Regions from separate parts of the Homo sapiens genome. Here region 2 is linked to region 1. Evidence: chromatin loops called from intact Hi-C (ENCODE). Cell type or tissue: heart left ventricle. All regions are shown on one strand.

Region 1 (4,000 bases):
CCTGGGCTCACAGCCAGTCTGCAGAGAGCAAGCTCCATTAGGAACGCGGGGTGGAGGTGCTTCCCTGCTCGGCATTCTTGCTCAGGGAAAAAGCAAAACACCTTCCTTTGAATTTTCCACTTTGCTCAGACATACAAACAAGGAAGCACACAGGAGGCCAGCCATTTTAAACAGCTGGAGAAGCCCAGAAACCCTGCAAGGAGTTGCTGCTTTGAGAGAAAGGCAGAGCCAAAGAGATCAACAGAATTTTACCTTCTCTATGGTGATATTTATTTTCTTTCTCCTCTACATAAACACACACACATACACACACACACACACACACACACACACACACACACACACACGTCGGCGCGGAGAGACAGAGAGAAAGAGAGATGAGACTGGAAAAGAATAATAATGAGAGGAAATTATACTAGGTAGTATCACTTAAGAAACTACATCTTTATTAATTCAACAAATACAAACAAATACTGAATATTTGTACCTTATGGGGAATGGGTGGGTCCACTGGGGAAAGAAATACCAGAGGAACAGTTGAGAAGCCCAGTTGAGGCTGAAGGGATGTTTACTTCTTTCCATGGCTTGCAAACCTCTTCTACTGACAAGTCTACTGGGAAAGGGGGGTGAGCAAGAGCCCCATACTTTGTTCTTAGAGTGGGCCCCATCTACAGGAGGGGCCCACGGCCCACATGTCAGTCTTTCCCACCAAGTCAAACACTCACTAACAACCCCTTCCTTGAGAATTTTTCTTTGTTCAGACTCAGATGTAAGGGAGCAAAGCAGGAGCGGCATGGTCCTCTAGTGAGAGACCCAGTTGAAGAGACAACCACACAGAGGGGATCCGGGAATGTTTTCATACCATTGGAAATTCTGAAGTAAAAAAGGAATTTTTCAGCAATCTAACAATATGTATCAAGAGCCTCACCTATATGCCTCTTTTACTTCCAGGATTTCTATGATAACCAGATATGCATCAACATTTATCCACAATAATGTTCAGTGCACAGATCCATCGGGAAAAATCAACACAAAAGAAATGTACACACTGAGCATGGATAAGAAGCCCCCTGTAGTAGAATTGTATTCAGTCTTTATGTTTCATATTCTTGAAGTACTTTTAACAGTGCAAAATTTTTGTGATATAATGTTACATTAAAAAATGGAATCCCAAGTATATAGGCATAGAACCTGTTCATGTAAAAATCCAATGAGGTGTACACTTATGATAAATACACTTTATGCACTTTATACCTTACAGCTCAGAGAAGTTTAAAACATGCAAAATAGTATGATATCAGTTCAGAAGAGTGACTAGCAGGGTTTCAGATCATTTTTCCTTTTTGAAGCAGAGTCTCACTCTATCGCCCAGGCTGGAGTGCAGTGGCACAATCTTGGCTCACTGCAACCTCCACCCCCCAGGTTCAAGCAATTCTCCCACCTCAGCCTCCTGAGTAGCTGAGATTACAGGCACACACTACCATGCCCTGCTGATTTTTGTATTGTTAGTGCAGATGGGGTTTCACCATGTTGGCCAGGCTGGTCTTGAACTCCTGACCTTAAGTGATCTGCCCACTTTGGCCTCCCAAAGTGCTGGGATTACAGGCGTGAGCTACTGTGCCTGGCCCCTTTTTGTATTTTTCAACATGTGCCTGCTCTTCCAGAATAAGCATGGCCTCTGCCTCCTTCTCTTGGGTCTTGGGCCTTTCAGCCTTTATGCTCTCCAGCTCCCAAGTCCTGTCTTCAGAGCTTCAGACGCTCCAAGGTCGACCTGCTCTAAAGGTCTTTGCATTCGTGCTTTCCTCTGCTTGGAACCCCATCCTCTCCACCTTCCCTTGGTTAACCACCTCTCAGCTCTCAGCTCAAGGTCCCTGTCCCATAGGAAACCCCTCAGTCTCCTCCCTCTGCTTCCCAAGAGAGGAGGTCGGGTTATACTCCACAGTGTTCAGCATAGCCTGAAATTATACCTTGTTTCTATAATTATTTGTGTATTGACCAATAAGATCTTGCAGTTTTAAGAAAATGTTTTATCTCACATTATACTCCCAGGACCCAGCATCATGCCTGGGTCCTAACAGGAGCTCAAAGGGTAATTGTCAGCTGGGCGCAGTGGCTTATGCCAGCACTTTGGGAGGCCAAGGCAGGCAGATCACATGAGGTCTGGAGTTCCAGACCAGCCTGGCTAACAGGGCGAAACCCCATCTCTACTAAAAATACAAAAATTAGCCAGGTGTAGTGGCACATGCCTGTAATCCCAGGTACTCAAGAGGCTGAGGCACAAGAATCGCTTGAGCTTGAACCCAGGAGGCAGAGGTTACAGTGAATCGAGATCATGTCACTGCACTCAAGCCTGGGTAACAGAATGAGATTTAGTCTCAAAAGAAAAAAAAAAAAGGTAATTGCTGAACCAGTGAATGGAGTACCTTCCCACCCTGTTATCAAATAATTGGTTTGTAAAAGAAATTCCTACCTTTCGAGAAGGACAGAAAGAGTCCCTTCCTCCCTCTGCTGGTCCACTGGGCTGGTGCTGTCTTCACAGGCCCTGGCCACCCACCCCTGCCCCCCCCACCCCTCCCCCCTGCTGTCATGTGGCTCCCCCTGAATGGCAGCAGCACAATCCCTCAACAAACAACGGAGGGACATAAATAAGCAGCTGTCCATCAAGGAGCAGCTCCACCACCCAGACCCTCCACATTCAATTTAGCATCAGCAGTCTCCTTTAGGGAGCCAGGAGATTGAATAGTTTTCAGGTCCATAAAACAGATTATAAACTGTCACAGAAGAGTTGCAGGGTATACTGTGGGCCGGAGAGCCTGAGCAGCCCCTAGAATGAAATTAACCAGAGGTTAGCCAAGGAGCCCATCCAAATCGGATGAAGGAAAGGACGTGAGTGGGAGAGGGGAGGGACATCTACATTCTGGAAAGGAAGCAGAAGTGAAGAAGAAAAGCAGAAGGAAAATGGGGCAGAAAAGTAGAGAGGGAAATGGCCGTTAAAGAAAAGTTATAGAAAACTAAACAAAATGGCCCCATAAAGAGGATAAGAAGAAATCCAAAGACAGACAAGAAAGGGCAGCTGGGAAGACAAAGAGGTCGAAATGCCAAGAATGCAAAGAAGCCCCTCCCCAAAGCAAATGATCCCTGAGCACATACAGACCAGACATGCACGTTTTTAAACCTTCAGAAACAAAGAGGCCTTAAACACAAGGAAATGTATCCTTTGGTCTAACAGGCAACCAAGTCAGGGAGTCAGCATGGATTTGAAAAGCAAAATTCCTTGAAACAAATTTGTCGTGACCCTTGCATAGCGTTTATTTTCTTTGGGAGGGAAAACAAAACATTCATTTCCCTTTCGAGCCAGAAGTCACAGACATGCTTTCAGGAGAGGGAGTGGTCAGGAGAGGAAAAATGAGAAGTGTGTCAAAGGATCCCATCAGCAGGCTCTTTGGTCTCCAGGGATCCAGTAAACAGGTTATTAATAATAAATGCTACAAGCTTTTATTTTTATGATAGCTCCAAAGGAACGCACATGCTCAGCAGTCATCATCTCTGACCTTACCACATCCCTTCCAGGGTGAGAACAAGCACTAATACAGCCATAAAGGCGCTCTATGCTTTATAGAAACGTTTCTCCCAACATTATTGCATTTGATCTGCTCCAAGAGATGGGAGAGGCAGACAAAAGATGGAAGTGACATTCTGAGGGTTAAACGACTTGCCTGAGATCACTGTTGCAGGGTGAATTGTATCCCCAAAAAAGATACACTGAAGTCCTAATTCCTAGAACCTGTGACGGTGACCTTATTTGGAAAGAGGTAATTAGGATGTCAGGTAATTTTTGTAGAGGTAATTAGGATGTCAGGTAAGACGAGGTCATACTAGAGTTGTGTAGGCCCTTAATCCAATATGACTGGTATCTTTATAAGAAGACAAGAGACACAGACAGACACCTGCAGACAGAATGTCATGTGAAGACACGGGCACACAGTGAGCAGACAGCCAT
Region 2 (4,000 bases), 85 kb after region 1:
GAACCTTAAGAGGAAACTGAACATCTCTAACCTCTGGAGACAGGCTCAACTCCCGAATCGCGTGGCATGTTGACTACCAACAGCTAAGCTCTACTCACTGCAGGACTTTGAGAGTTGCTTGTTTCCTTAAGCCTGTGTTGTTCATTTGCTGTGAGGATCAACCATGTAGAAATGCATTGCACTGTGCCCAGAACACCAAGCCTTAATAAGTAGCAGCAACAGCCATGCAGCAGGCATTCTTGCATGATTCGGCTGAAGGAGGTCGGGTTCAGCTCAACATAACAGTTCTGCTGAGTTATTATTCTGTCTTCAATAAATCAACAATTGCCACTTTTCAATAATCAGATTCTGCTGCCAGGTCCCTCTCAGCTCAACACTTGGGATCATTCTGGAGCATTCCAGATAAGTCCTTTCACACTTAGAAAGAGGATCTAGCACTAGAAATTTTTTCAGTATCAAGATCATTCTGGTCCCAGAGAAAACGTTTTTGCCAAAAAATAAGTGTATATTAACCAACTGTCATGCGGTCCTCCCCTCACCCCTGACTCCAGTGATAGATGGTAAGAAAGCTTATGTGCTGAGAAGTAGAGGGTCAAAGAGCTTATGCTGTGGCTGCCTCAGGAAGAACAACAGGAAATCTCAACAAACACTTCAAACATTTGTCTTTGCAATAAGACACGTGAAAAGTGAAACATACAAAATTAAAAGGTGAAGAATAAGAAAAAAAGATTTCTAGAGAAATGCACACTTAAAAGCAAATCAGAGTCCATCCAGGGGGAATGCCATCCCCTTGCTGCAGGACACAGGATGGTAAATGTTTAAGAAGGAAGCCACTGCTGGGACTCCCATATTCCTCTGGTGCACTTGAAATTCACCGTCTGCTTCCCCAGTCTGGAAGACTGATATCTTCATTCCCACTGGTCACTCTCAGCTTGGGCTAAAGCACATTTGCTGGATTCCTGGGGCCAGAGGCAAAGGCAACCACAGGAGGAAGAAGTTGGTTGAATGTTACAGCCAGAGAGCACGTTAGAGGCATTTTGAACCAACCTCCCTTTGCTGACAAATAAGCTGAGAGCCAGTGCATTTGGGAAAGAGCTGAGTCTATGCTCTTAGGACACAGCCAGGCCTGCCCAGTTGGGATGGTGACATCCATGGAACCAGACTTGTGACCAACTGGCCTTCAAGTTCTTCAGTGCCAAAACGGGGATAGTAATAGTCCCTCCCTCATAGATTAGAGGAAGCATTATTAGGTTGGTACAATTACTTTTGTACCAACCTAATAGATGAGATAGTTTGCAAACTAGACTCAGCACAGTGTCTGGCACCACCTAAGCATTCAATAAATTATATCTATCATTATACCTAGAATTTTTCATTATTATTTCCTGTCCTTCTTTTTCATCCCAATGCAGTTGGGGAGAAAGAATGAAAAATGAAAATATTTTGAGATTGTTATCTGCCATTCCTGCATCTTCAAGTGTTCATTTGCTGAATAGGCTGTGCCTTGATTACAGTCCTATGTGGGTTTGAATTTACATTCACAAGTATGTTTGAATTTCACTAGCATTCCTCTCCAGGGACTCATACTAAGTCAATACCTCTCATGCGATAAGGCTTAAATTGGTGTTGTAAACTACCATTTGGACTCCGTAAAAGAATTACAAATGGAGTGATCATTAATGAATTTCCCAATTATTCTCCCCTATTCCAGATTTATCAGGCATTGCCTCTTCAAAGTTGTTCTTCACCCTCAGGGATATGGTGTGATAATAATGAGCAAAAGAGATAAAAAAGGAAAGCCCTACTGATTATAGGCAGGTGGCTTAATTCTACAATTCATTCCTTATAGTTGAGCCCTATCTTAGCGTCTTCTCTTCCATCCTCTCTCCAACCACTGCAGTCTGTTTCTCCAATCCACCAGTGGATGCTTCAAAACTGTTCTCCCCAAGGGCAGGGTTACAGAAGCCTCACAATTGGCAAACCCGTAACTTGCAAACCCAGGGGTATTTTTCAGGCCTTATGAATATTTCCTTCTTTGCATTTTCTCTGTTGGCAACGGATTTTCCTCCTATTTCCCTGGCCACTCCATCTAGGTCTAGAGTGCCTCTTGTTCTGCTCTACCTTCTAAACACCTCTTCTTTCGACCAGTTTTTCATCCCCAGTGCCCTGGCCTGGTTCACACCTGTAGCACTGTTCACCCAAACCACTGCCATAGCTGTCAAACAGGTTTCCCTGTCAATCTCACACAACTACCAATACAATCCCTACTCTACCAGCAAAATGGTCATTCAAAACAAAAAGCAAATCCAATCACATCACTCTCTTACCTAATTTTTTTTTCACCTCCAGAATAACATCCAGACAGTTCCAGGTATACACAAATCCACTCTTGACTGGGCCCCCAGGCCTGCCTGCCACTTGGCCTGCCGCTTTCCTGTGCTCTCCTCTCATTCACTTGCACCTCCACAATGTCGTGTCCCTCCCTTTGCACACATGCTGTTCCCTCTGCTGAAAGTATCTCCCCCCACTAGAAAACTCTGACCCATCGTTGGAGACTTGGCTCCAGGGTGACTCTTCTACGAAATAGCTGACTCCCCAGAAAGAGGTCTCTGTGTTCCTCACCGGTAGCACACAGGACAAACAGGAACCCTCCCATTACCAGGGTGCATTTGCTTCTCCACCTTCACACTAGACAGAAAGCTCCAGGGACCGTGTCTTAATGGACTTCATGTTCCCAGTATCACGCCCTGCAGTCCTTGGTCCCTGCCAGACAGACAACGCACGTTCGCTGCTCAGTCCTCAACTAGAGACTAGATAAATGACTGGAAGGTAGACAAGTGTTCCTTCAAAAGGATATTTTTAAACCCCAGAAAAGAAAAGATGACAAAAATCCCTGTCTGCTCATGTGAGTGGTGTTCTGTGAGGCTTTCAGGAGGAAAAAAAAAATCTATCTTGTGGGTCTCACTGATGGCACCAGAAGAGCAAGCCTATCCCTGAGGCACTATTTAAATTCCACTCCGTGATTTTCTTTTTAATTCATTTTTATTCTAGGTGCAGCCCTGCAGCTATTTTAAAACTGAGACTTAAAATAAACTAATACTAATAGCTGGAGTTATCACAGGCTCTCCGGTAACAGGGTGCCTTGAATCCAAAAAAAAAAGGCCCTTCACAGAATTTTGACAAACCACAATATCCCTTCCCAGGAGAGGGTGCAGAGCAAAGAGAACAAGGGGGCTCCGTCATCAAAAGATTGTGCTTCACCTTGCAAAAGCATTCATCCCTAGATTCCCTGAAATAGTTCACTTTGTACATTAAACCATTCGTTTTCAAAATATTAACTGCCTGAAGGAAAGACCAGAATGCTTTGCAGGAAAACAGGAAAAAACAAGAAAGAGAAGCAGCCTCCAACTGTGGCCAGCAGGCCACCTGTGTCATTCCCCCGAGACCCAGGGTCTGGGCACAAATGCCAGTTCCAGGTCTCACCCCAGACCCGTGGAATCAGAACCTCTGCTAGGAGGAAAAAAGTGTCATTTAAATGTATGTTTTCTGGAAAGCAACTCCATGCTAAAGAAAGCTGCCCCAGAAAATGGAGTTTTGTTAGTGGTGCTGTATTAGTCCGTTTTCACTGCTGATAAAGACACACTTGAGACTGGGTAATTTTTAAAGAAAAATGGGTTTAACAGACTCACAGTTCCACGTGGCTGGGGAGGCCTCACAATCATGCTGGAAGGTGAAAGGCACGTCTCACACAGCAGCAGGCAAGATAGAATGAGAACCAAGGGAAAGGGGTTTCCCCTTATAGAATGATCAAATCTCATGAGACTTATACACTACCACGAGAACAGTATGGGGGAAACCACCCCCATGATTCTGTTATCTCCCACGGGTCCATCCCACAACACGTAGGAATTATGGGAGCTACAATTCAAGATGAGATTTGGCTGGGGACACAGCCAAACTATATCAGGTGCCCAGAGACACAGGCCTGCTTCTGACCTGT

The links. A loop is a pair of places that touch in the nucleus more often than their neighbours do. Peaks named below come from ENCODE experiments on the same cell type or tissue, not always from the same donor. Only the 100,000 strongest peaks of a DNase experiment are listed, where the experiment ranks them.
Region 2: a loop joins it to region 1, with 3 times the contacts of the local background. A loop is called at or near these places in 4 of 110 quality-filtered maps.

Annotation. Positions count from the first base shown.
Region 1 is chr7:141,365,664-141,369,663 of GRCh38, reverse strand. The region is part of intron 2 of TMEM178B (transmembrane protein 178B); the gene reads right to left. LOC124901760 (a long non-coding RNA gene) reads right to left here and starts at 2,529. Exons shown (of 2, transcript XR_007060563.1): 1 at 2,471-2,529; 2 at 421-873. In heart left ventricle, no CTCF peak of the experiment used is centred here; no DNase peak of the experiment used is centred here; H3K27ac peaks cover 2,749 bases.
Region 2 is chr7:141,280,259-141,284,258 of GRCh38, reverse strand. The region is part of intron 2 of TMEM178B (transmembrane protein 178B); the gene reads right to left. Among named protein-coding and RNA genes, the nearest start is that of TMEM178B, 210 kb to the right of the region's middle. In heart left ventricle, no CTCF peak of the experiment used is centred here; no DNase peak of the experiment used is centred here; H3K4me3 peaks cover 1,147 bases; H3K27ac peaks cover 1,724 bases.